Regions from separate parts of the Homo sapiens genome. Here regions 1, 2 and 4 are each linked to region 3. A link is a contact called in ENCODE Hi-C or POLR2A ChIA-PET data. All regions are on one chromosome and are shown on one strand. Each heading gives the region's core, a stretch centred on a gene start or an enhancer-like site at or near the end of the contact. The rest is flanking DNA. Distances are from core to core; before and after follow the strand shown.

Region 1 (2,700 bases), core at 45-2,544, 2.9 Mb before region 3:
TTTTTTTAAAGAACAATCATAGTCACCCCTTACAATTACTAAGTACTTTTACTCCCAAAACATCTTTACACCAATGACGTCATTTCTTTTCACACTTCCCATATAAGGCAGGAACAAAGATAATATTTTTTTTCTTTTTTCTTTTTTCAAGACAAGGTTTTGCTCTGTCGCCCAGGTTGGAGTGCAGTGGTACAGTCATGGCTCACTGCAGCCTCCCAACTCCTGGTCTTAAGTGATCCTCCTGCCTCAGCCTCCTGAGTAGCTGGGACCACAGGTGTGTGCCATCACACCCGGTAGAGACTAGGTCTCCCTGTGTTGCCCAAGCTAGTCTTAAACTCCTGGGCTCCAGAGATCCTCCTGCCTCAGCCTCCCAAAGTGCTGGGATTACAGGCGTGAGTCATGGCACCCGGCCCTAGTTAGTATTATTCATATATAAGAGATGGAGAAACCAAGACTGAGGGAGGAAAAGTGCATGCCAAGGGCTCAGAGAGTCCACGGAGGAGCTGGAGCCAGGGGCCAGAGGCACTGACTCCCTTCAGATGCAGGCCGCTCCCTCACCCCCACCCCACCATTTACCCCCTCGCCCCACTTACTGATCCAAGCACACATTGCGACTCCCGCATGGCTCCGCAGCACCCGAAGAACCCCACGGCCATCATCAGGGCCCCGGCTCCAACCAGAACATACAGCCCTGTGGGGAAGAGGTCAGAGGAGACCACTGAGAGCCAACCGAGTGCCTCCACGACCAACTAGGCTTAAGACTCTGGGCACTGCAGAGCATTCTAATAGTACCAAAAGGAGGTGCTATTCTTACTGCCATGTTTGACACGGAGGAACTGGGCCCCAAAAGGTAAAGCGATTTGCTTAAGGTCATAGAGCTGGTGTTTGGCAGAGCCGGGAGAAAAATAGCCATGAGCCTCAAAAGCCTGCCCAACACTCCGACTCTGTCTTGCATCTCTAGTGATGGAGGCAGCCATCATTCAGGTGGGGATTTCACTTACTGCTTAGGCAAGCCCCACGTACAGTTCTTACAGAGAAAGAAAAGGACAGAAATGCTCTGGTTCTGAGAGAACTAAAGCCAAGCCTTTTTGTATTTCCTTCTCTGATCCTGAGATAAGTTAGAATACAATATGGGACTTGGCACTTGTCTTACTTGGAATCATGTTAATGGTCTCTATTTCATTTTTTGCATTTTACTCATATGAGTCACCTGGAAACCACTCCCATTAATAGGGAGGGTGGGGGCTGGTGCCCCGCCTCTGTGGGGAACCCCTGGGCCTGGCATTCAGGGTGCTTCCTGGGGCGCCTCTGGGTTGCTGATGGTGGTTTGCGGGCAGATCTGGCAGTTTACAGACCTAGTAGGAGCCACAGGCGAGGCTGCTCTGCTTCCTGCCCCACCCGGACCTGGCCTCAGCGTTCTTTTCAGGGCCCTGAGGCCTTGCTGCTCTGCAGTCCTGAGGTGGGTATTTATTTCCTGCTGTTCTAGCTCTACCACCTCCTCCCTTTCCCTTTTCTCTAAAAGAATAATTTCATGAGGGAATGGATGTGGTAATGTGAGAAATGATATCATATTAAAAATAATAGTGTTGTTGGCCCCACTACCTCAACACTTTATTGTTTTAAAAATGTCTTTCACCAAAGGTCTAATATCCAGAATCTGTAAGGAACTTAAACAAATCAACAAGCAAAAGGCAAATAACTCCATTAAAAAGTGGGCAAAAGACATAAACAGACAATTCTCCAAAGAAGACATGCAAGCGAGCAACAAACATGAAATAATGCTCGTCATCTCTAATCATCAGAGAAATGCAAATCAAAACCACAATGAGATACCATCTCATACCAGTCAGAATGGCTTTTGTTAAAAAGTCAAAAATAACAGATGTTGGCAAGGCTGGGAGTAAAGGGGACACTTTATACAATGTTGCGAATGTAAATCAGTACAGCCACTGCAGAAGGCAGTTTGGAGATGACTCAAACAACTGAGTTGAACTACCACTCGACCCGGCAATCCCATTGCTGGGTAAATACCTAAAGGAAAATAAGTCATTCTGTCAAAAGGGTACATGTTCACTGCAGCACTATTCACAACGGCAAAGGTATGGAATCAACCCAGGTGCCCATCAATGGTAGATAGGATAAAGAAAATGTGGTACATATACACCATGGAATACTATGCAGCCATAAAAAAGAACAAAATCATGCCCTTTGCAGCAACATGAATGCAGCTGGAGGCCATTATCCTAAGCAAACTATCACAGGAACAGAACATCAAATACCGCATGTTCTCACTTATAAGTAGGAGCTAAATATTGGGTACACATGGACATAAAGATGGGAATGATAGATACTGGGGACTACTAGAGGGGCACAGGTGTTGAAAAACTAACTATTGGATACTATATTCATTACCTCAGTGACAGGTTCAGTCATACCCCCAATCTCGGCATCACTCAATGTACCTTTGTAACAAACCTGCCCATGTACCCCCTGATTCTAAAATGAAAGTTGAAAAAGAAAAAAAAAAGTCATTCACTGTGTTGCAATGTTTTCAAAGCTCTCACTTCCATCATCTTATTGGCTTCTCAAAACAACGTGGTTAGGTAAGCAAGGACTATTATTTCTGTTTTACAAATGGAGGTCTGAGAGTCAAGATGGCTGTAGGCAGGATGCCCTGGCCTGCAGCCCCAATTCCCATCC
Region 2 (2,700 bases), core at 201-2,700, 2.8 Mb before region 3:
GGTGCTGGGAGAACTGGCTAGCCATATGCAGAAGATTAAAACTGGACCCCTTCCTTACAACATACACAAAAATCAACTCAAGATGGATTAAATACTTAAATGTAAAACCCCAAAGTATAGAAACCCTGGAAGACAACCTAGGCAATACCATTCTGAACAATTGCTCTTTCAAGAGGCTTAGTTGTGAGTGGTGCAGCAAGATGAGTGGAAGCAAGCTTCTTTTCTTTTTCCTTTTCTTCCTTCCTTTCTTAATGGGGAAGATTTAAATGTGTTCATAGTCCTGGGGGAAGGTGCCTGGGGAGAGAGAGGTTGAAGGAGAAGAAAAGCGAGAGCAGTGTTTCTGCAGAAATAGAATGGGACTGAGAACCAGACACTGATGGGGGCTTGCATTTGGAAACAAGGAAAATAAGCAAGGGTGGAGTTGTAGTACCATTTTGTATTATATGTCTCATAACCCTAGTATCTGAACTCTCTGTGATCAGACTTTGCTGCCTGTGGACTTTTCTACGTATTGATTTTAGTGTCTTGTTCCTTGTGTATTATGTGATTTTTTTAAAGCTGTAAACTGCTTACTTTCCTTGGAAATTTGTGGGAATTCTTTGAGTCCTTAGTTGAGATTTTATTCCTCCAGAGAGGATTTTCTTTGCCTTCTGCAAATCATCTCAAGGCAGTACCATAGTGTTAATTCAGACAACAAATCCATTTGAAGGCTGGCTTGTGGTGACAAGGTCTCAGGGGAGATTTTCCCCACTCCAACACCAAGTCCAAAACGTATACATTTCTTTGTCGTCTTTTGCATGATGGGTTTATTTCTTGTCTACTCTTCCCTTGAGGGTGTATCCTTTGGGAGGAGGTACCAGGTTTGGGTGAGGTCTCCTAATACACTGTCTATATTAATGGCATTTTAGGCTTTACTTCACAAACCCCAAGCGGTTGCAGCTGTCGAAACCGAAACCCAGGGCAAAAGGTGGCTTTGGTGCCTGCTTACTTCGAGTTCTTGCTTTCACTTCATTTTGGCCTTTGTAGATTCTCTTCCTTTTGTGCTAGCTCAACGATGTGGTTTTATTTTTACATTCTTACATATTTTATCCAGGGTCTTAGTTTCAGTCGAGAAGGTAGTTCAGGATATCAAATCTGCCCTACTGCTAGAAAAGGAAGCCCGGTGTGCCTGCTATCGTAACTTTGGTTTTGATAAGCAAACACGAGCAGTTTTTGACTGCTGGGTTTACAGCATAGGAACCCTGTTGCTATGCAGCTGTTGTTGGAAAATAGTCTGTGGGCTCAGAGTTTCTAAACCAACCGTCTATTGGATGCCCAGAGAAGGAAGGAAAGCGAGGGCCCTGGCTTGCTGATTACAAACCATCTCCATGGTCACAGGTTGCTGGGTGCTCCTTTTACGATGTTTTCCCAGCAGCATGCAGGCAGCAGTAGCTTCCTTTGATCATTTTTCAGTTTCTGTTATTTGCTAGTGAGAGAAAGTTTATACCTGCTTGTGGGGACATGAGTGAAGAAAGAGAGGGGACTTTGAAACAAGAGAAGAGAGCAAACTCAAAAGGTAACTGTTTGTTTTCATAGGACCCTATGGGAACAACTAGCCCATTTTTGTTTTCACTCGTGCAGCCAGTTGGGGGAAGGAGAGGAACATAACTCATCCAGGTCTGAGGTCTAAGTCTGAATATTTATTGTGCCTCACAGATGATCCCCATTTGAATCATCCAAATTAGGAAAGAGTTTAAAAAATTACTGAGTAATAGTCTGGCAGAATTTTAATGTGACTTCTCTTGTTGACTTTAAGGTTTAACAGAGGCCCCAAAGGCTGAGAGCAAAATTGTAGGTACTTAAGTACCTTTACATTCTAAAGCAAGGTGCAAGATTGTCTATATTAGTCAGACATTATATATTCATATAAGAGATTTATTATAAGGAGTTGGCTCATGTGATTATGGAGGCTGACAGTCCTGAGGTCTGCAGTCAGCAAGCTGGAGACCCAGGAGAGCTAATAGTGGGGTTCTAGTCTGAATGCTGTCAGACTCCAGACCCAAGGAGAGCTGATGTTTCAGTTCAAGTCCAAAAACAGGAAAAGATCTATGTCCCAGGTCAAGCACTCAGGAAGGAGTTCCTTTTTACTTGCAAAAGGGTCAACCCTTTTGTCCTATTCAGGCCTTCAGCTGAGCAGATGAGAGCTGCCCTTTAAGAATGGTAATCTATTTTACTTGGTCTACCAATTTACACCCTCACAGGCATACCCAGAATAATGTTTGACCAAATATTTGGGGCCCCCCTGGCCTAGTCAAGTTGACATGTAAAATTAACCATCACAGAGAACAAAAGAAATGTAAAACAGGTAGACTAAATTGAAAACATACAATGAGATGGTAAATTTATACCTAAATATATCAGTAACTTCTGTTGAAAATAATCAAGAAAAAGAGAGATTGCACAAATAACCAATGTCAGGAAAAAAAAAAGATTAATAACTCCAGATCTGCAGAGATTTAGATAATAATAGGATAATATAAACAACTGCAAATAAATTTGAAAGGTAGGTAAAATGGACTGATTCCTTTGAAAAGTAACATCAGAATGCACTCAATGAAAATTAGAAGTTTGAATAGCCTTGTAAGCATTAAAAAATTGTATATGATCTTTTCACAAAAACAAAAAAGTCCAGCCCAGATTGTCCTTCAGTGGTGTGTTCTG
Region 3 (2,874 bases), core at 11-2,510:
GGGGTGTTAAGATAGAATCTAAACTATGTAGTTTTCCATTGAAGCACACACTTCTCCCCATAATAATATAATGCACAGCACCTGTCAGGGATATTAACCATACATACCCACTCAAATGCTCCCTTTCCCACCAAGCTTATTAAAATAATAGTTTGTGGCCACAATTTCTTCCCTTCTCATTTATCCAATACACAGCAATCTTGTTTCAAAACTCCTATGCTGCTACAGCTGTCCACAGTCTCATCATACGCATTCTTTGCTATTGCAATTTTCTTGAATATGGAAGATTAGCTGAACATGCATTAAGCTCAGGAAACTCTAAAGAAAATCAGATAATGTAGACAAAAGTCTAATTTCTAGGCTGGCTGCAGATACCTTGTTCAAGAAGCGCCGGCAGGATCTTCTTTTGTACAGCTATGTTAGCTTTAATTTTGCACAGCTCTAGACATCAGAACTCATTTCTAAACACTTCTATGCAGCTCAAGAATAAAAGTAGCAGAAATGCAAGAGAGAAAAGCTAATTCCCACTTGGTGAAAGAGCACTTAAGTCTCAGTGAGCAAACAAGGAGGAGTCAGCCTTGGTCACTTCCCCCTCAAGCGGCCAGAGAGCGGAAACACAAAGCCAGGCCAGTGTCACTCCAGGGATTGCGGGAACCTAGACAACGCACCATCCTGGGCTCAGCGTCTACCCACCCCTCACCCGAGGTGCTCTCGGTTCCGTAGAATGTCCAGTCCACAGGAACGGCAACACGGACTTGTCTTTGGGACTACAACCAGCAAGAGCTCCCGCCTGCCCCATTTCACCTGCACCCTAGGGCGCCCGCCTCCTTGGCTACAGCACCACTGTTCCTAGTGCCCGCCGACTGCCCACCCTTTCACTTCTCGTAGAGACGGCGTCCCCGACAACGCCTCGGGAAAGAACCTAACCAACATGCGAGGAAGTGGCGCCAGGCTCGTTCTTCAAGAGAAGTGACAGAACTAACCCTCAGCCTGCAATCCTGACCAGGGCCGAGTCCCGAGCGCCTCGGACCGCGCCCCCGGCCCTCTCCGCCCCGCCTTCCCTCCCGGCCTCAGTCCCTCCTCTCACAGCACTCTGGTGGTCCCATCCGGGCGGCGGGCGGCACGGATCAGGCTCCTGGTAGAAGGCGGCCGAGCGACATCTCCGGCGACCCTCAGCAGGAGCGCGCCGAGTACGGCGAGTCAAAGTCCCAGGAGACTGGAGTGACCAGCTGCAAATGCTCTGGGCTGCGAAACACCGGCTTCCGCTCCTGGCCAGAGCTCACCAATCAGCGCCCGGCTTTCTCCGTCATTTCCTCCTAGAAGGCAAAGGGAACCTCTGGCGGAAGAGGCTTCCGGAACGGACCCGGAAGGGGCAGGTCTTGTGGGCGGGTCCAATCGGCTGGGAGCCTCGTGGAGGCTGAGGTGAGTCCTGGAGGTGCGTGGTTGGGGCGGAGAGCATTATCTGCGGCTCCGATTTTGCAGATTCTGGCTGAGGCGTTCGTGATGTCAGCAGCAGCCGAGACGGGCGTGTTAAAGGCCGGTTGCTAGGGCTGGGGGAACTCAGGTAACTACGGGCGTCCCCACAGCAGTACTTGGAAGCCCCTCAGCTACTCGGCGCGGTTGCGGGTGCTGAGCAGAGCTGCCTGACCGTGCGTGTGCACGGGCTGGCCTGAGGATGATATGACCGTGTGTTCGGTGTGTGGAACCCTCCGTCACCCTCCCCTGACCGAAGACTCGTTTAGGAATGTGTGGCAGGTCTGTTGCCACGGTCCAGGCCTTCAGTGCATCTTGGAAACATCGTTTTGGGGGCTGTAGGTTAGGAAGCGGAGATCATGGGGTCTCGGAAGAAGGTTTGGTCGTGAACTGTCAGAAAGGAGGCGAAAGCTGTGCACGTGGAACAAAGTGAACAGTGCAAGTTGTATGGGAGGTAGTTTAAATATCGAGGCGATGAAAAAAGGCTGCTAGAATTGGGCTTACTCGAAAGGAAGTGGGCCTCAGAAGATAATATTAGTTAAAAGAAGTAGAGGAGAACATGGATGTTATTCTAAGTAAAACGAATAATATGAAGAATACAAGGTCGCGGGACGAGGAAGGAAACTAGCCAGCCTGACAGGAAGGTTTATTCGAGAAATACGGGGGTTAGATAGGATGAGTTTTTGGAAACTGGCAAACGATTTAGCCTTTTCAAGGCTTTAGGATAGGGAAAGCTCATTTGAAAAGATTAGTCGGTAGTATTATGACGTTTAAATGAAAAGAGTGAAAAACATGGAGGCGGAGGTGCTAGGTGGAAAATCAGTGCAGTAATCCAGTGATAAAGAGCTGGAACTGAAAGTGCTGGAGAGAAAGGGATCCTGTTTCAGAGTAACAGTCAGGTGGAATTGACTAAAGAGAAAGAGGCAAAGAGAAGCAGTTTAGCATAGTGGTTAAAAGCAGAAATTTTGGAGTTAGACTGGCTGGATTGGGATCTGGCTTTGGCAATTAGCTGCTAAATGACTTTGAGTTAGCAATTTGCCATCTCTGGGTCTGAGTTCCTTGTCTGTAAAATAGAGATAGGAAGAGTGACTTCCCTTGTGGTGTTATTGTGGAGAATTTGTTTATTTATTTTTAGAGACAGAGTCTCACTGTCACCCAGGCTGGAGTGCAGTGGCGTGATCATAGCTCACTGCAACCTCGAACTTCTGGACTCAAGTGATCTTTCTGCCTCAGCCTCCCCGAGTGCGTCACCATGCCTGGTTAATTTTTTAAAAAATGTTTTGTAGAGATAGGTTCTTGCTGTGTTGCCTATGTTGGTCTGAAACTCTTGACTCCTAGGCCTTGGCCTCCCAAAGTGCTGGCATTACAGGCATGAGCCACCATACCAGGTCCTTATGGATA
Region 4 (2,732 bases), core at 154-2,653, 2.2 Mb after region 3:
GACTTTCCTGATTTCCTAAAACCAACTTAGATATATTTTCCATGTTCAAGCACAAAACCCTCTTCCTTCTCCTTAGCAGTTAAACTACATTTTAATAGTTTGTTGGTTATCTGATTTTTCCACTAGACTGTAAGCTCCACAAAGGTAGAGACTGTGTACTCTAACTCCCTGCATTAACACTATGCCTGGCACATTTGATGTGCTCAGTAAAAATTTTTTGCATTAATATATGAATGAAAAGTCCAACAGAAGAAATGTGCAAACTATTTTTTCAATATCTCATCTTTTTTTAAGGCTCAAGGTTTTACTTAGACTGTATGGAAAAGTAAAATAAAATTGATCACTTTAAACAAATTATATAAATTCCATTCTCAGCTTTGTCTTCAGAACCTCCCAAGCTTGCTCCAGAAACTTGTCTTACTTCAGAAATTTCCACTGTGTTTCTAAAACACAAAACATCTTTCTTTTAAGACATCTGGAGTTAGTGCTGTTTTTAATCAATTCAGTATACTTTTGAGCACCTACTAGCATAAAGCAGCTATTGTAAAAGGTATGGATAACAAAGAGATGATTAAGACCCGTCGTTTGCCCGCTAGGAAACTCAAGTTATTGAAAGACAAAGAAAAAAATAAGTTACAATGTATTGCAGGAATGTGGTACGGCGTATTGGAGAAGGTGGGAACTGGGGATAATCCTGAAAGAATGTGATGTACTGAAATTTAACAGGTGCTTTTATGTGGCAATATTACCTCACCCACTTTCAAAAGATGTCAGCAAGCTAGGTCAAGGATCAGGTGCCACGTTATAGACTTGAAGAACTTGGCTGATTTTTTCCCAGGATTTATCCATCAGCAGTCCTATTAGCAGCAGAAAATTAGAAATCCTGAATTTTAACAAAGTCCCTAAAGAGTCAAAGAACACTGGGTGATCACAATCAACCAAAGCTACCACTTCTCCAGAGCGTTTTTCTAAAGAGAAACAGCTAACACAAAAAACTTAACTCCTCCTTCAGGAAAGATTTCCTCTTCGCCGGTAGTCTCTCCTACACCAAAAGATAAAAGCGCACTTCAGAGAGGTCGGGAGTGCCCGGGAAGTCACAAAGGTCTCCCGGTCCTAGGAAGGAATCCGATGCTGAGGGCAAAGCGCGCTGACAGAGACTTGGGGTCGCGGGTCGTGAGTAAGCAGCTCACCTGTTCGTCCTCCTGCATCGAGGCGGCCAGCGGGAGCCCGTCCGCCACTCGGGCGATCATTGTTAGCAACACCATCTTCACAAACTACAGGGATCCAACACTGGCCCGGAAGGCCCTTGGCGCCGTCCTCACTTCCTCCGCCGCGACAACAGTTATACCCTATGTCTCAGTTACCGGAGATCCAGCTGCTTGCGTCTCCGCTTCCCGCTGAGGTGGCCGGAAACAGCGCAAGAGCTTTCCACTACCGGTCCCCAGAATTGGCTTCCCTCAGAGAACCACAACTATCAGAACACTGGTTCCGCGATCTGCCTTCCACCTTCTTAACTTCCAAGGTCTGGCTGGGTTTTCTGAATTTGAGGCTTCGAATAAGCCTCGCCCTTTGAGCGGCCATTGCACCCAAGCTGAATCAGAATTTTCTAGTTCCTGAAACTAAGTCTTGGGAGAGAGCTGGGAAGGAGGGTGGGAGTTAATGGGTAATCCCCATTAACCACTAACCGTTAACCATGAAGGGTATGTAAAAAAAGGAAAACCCTGAAAATTAGGCTATTTTCATATTTATTTTTTTCTGTTTTCTATGTCATATATTCTATAAAATGTTCTATATTTATATATTTCTAGACAAAGATTTTTGTCTATTTTTGCTTGTTTGTTTATGCGGTATCCCCACCAGGCTCCTTAAACAGTTTATGGTAAGAAGTCAATAAATATGTGTTGTATGTGTGAATAAATGAACAAGTACAGGACATCTTGTACCACCTAGGTCAGTCACCTACAAAAAGCTAGGATCAGGCCGGGCGCGGTGGCTCACGCCTGTAATCCAAGCACTATGGGAGGCCGAGGCGGGCGGATCACGAGGTCAGGAGATCGAGACCATCCTGGCTAACATGGTGAAACCCCGTCTCTACTAAAAAAACACAAAAAAATTAGCCGGGCGCGGTGGCGGACGCCTGTGGTCCCAGCTACTCACTCGGGAGGCTGAGGCAGAATGGCGTGAACCCGGGAGGCGGAGCTTGCAGTGAACCGAGGTTGCGTCACTGTACTCCAGCTTGGGCAACAGAGCGACACTCTGTCTCAAAAAAAAAAAATAAATAAATAAATAAATAAAATAAAAACTAGGATCTCTGATATATCTAGGTGTTCCCATCTCTTTGTTTTTTGGTGTCCCCATCTCTAAAGTGGGGATATGATCGGCCTTTCAGGGTTTTAATGAATATTAGATGAGAAAATCTAGGTGCAAGGCTTTCAAAAGCTAAAAAAAGAATTATACAAATGCTTTTATTTATCATTGCTTAATAATGACTACTCTTTACTAAGTGCTTACAGTTAGTTCTCGCATTAATAGAAACACTGTTAAGTATGTTCTAGATATTAGTTAAGCAACCCAGTAAGCTTGTTTAGTATTATATCTCCACTTTGTAGTTGAGAGGAAAGCCTCAGAGAGCTAGCAGTGATGGGAACAGGATTTGAGCTCAGGTTCAACTTCAAATCCTGATGTGATTCTGTCTTAACTTGTACCCATTAATTAAAGAGCTCAGGCTTTTG

The links. Hi-C counts contacts between places; a loop is a spot of excess contacts on that map. ChIA-PET counts read pairs that join two places held with the same protein, here RNA polymerase II (POLR2A). Pooled maps may share reads with other maps.
Region 1: a pooled map shows a loop between it and region 3 (11-fold over the local background). The contact joins the enhancer-like site here to the promoter of GDAP2 in region 3. A Hi-C loop is called at or near these places in 4 of 50 pooled maps.
Region 2: a pooled map shows a loop between it and region 3 (8-fold over the local background). The contact joins the promoter of LINC01765 here to the promoter of GDAP2 in region 3. A Hi-C loop is called at or near these places in 5 of 50 pooled maps.
Region 4: a loop to region 3 is called in a pooled map, with 20 times the contacts of the local background. The contact joins the promoter of SEC22B here to the promoter of GDAP2 in region 3. A Hi-C loop is called at or near these places in 1 of 37 single-sample maps with no recorded cell type and 7 of 50 pooled maps. POLR2A ChIA-PET finds 5 or more read pairs at or near these places in 1 of 52 experiments (MCF 10A).

What each region holds. Positions count from the first base shown.
Region 1 is chr1:115,061,542-115,064,241 of GRCh38, forward strand. It overlaps TSPAN2 (tetraspanin 2), which reads right to left. Exons shown (of 8, transcript NM_005725.6): 3 at 594-691. Among named protein-coding and RNA genes, the nearest start is that of TSPAN2, 27 kb to the right of the region's middle. RefSeq lists an enhancer at 791-1,314. Within about 2 kb of position 1,295, at least 24 of the 41 ENCODE cell types and tissues checked have a DNase peak (open chromatin) inside an H3K27ac peak, as active enhancers do.
Region 2 is chr1:115,098,197-115,100,896 of GRCh38, forward strand. LINC01765 (long intergenic non-protein coding RNA 1765) reads left to right here and starts at 1,451. Exons shown (of 2, transcript XR_947722.3): 1 at 1,451-1,555. RefSeq lists an enhancer at 1,502-1,561.
Region 3 is chr1:117,928,361-117,931,234 of GRCh38, forward strand. It overlaps GDAP2 (ganglioside induced differentiation associated protein 2), which reads right to left and starts at 1,261. Exons shown (of 14, transcript NM_017686.4): 1 at 1,088-1,261. WDR3 (WD repeat domain 3) reads left to right here and starts at 1,379. Exons shown (of 27, transcript NM_006784.3): 1 at 1,379-1,422. RefSeq lists enhancers at 1,186-1,480, 1,362-1,531.
Region 4 is chr1:120,175,117-120,177,848 of GRCh38, forward strand. SEC22B (SEC22 homolog B, vesicle trafficking protein) reads right to left here and starts at 1,404. Exons shown (of 5, transcript NM_004892.6): 1 at 1,191-1,404. The coding sequence starts at 1,265. RefSeq lists enhancers at 526-1,091, 1,026-1,395, 1,092-1,657, 1,436-1,565.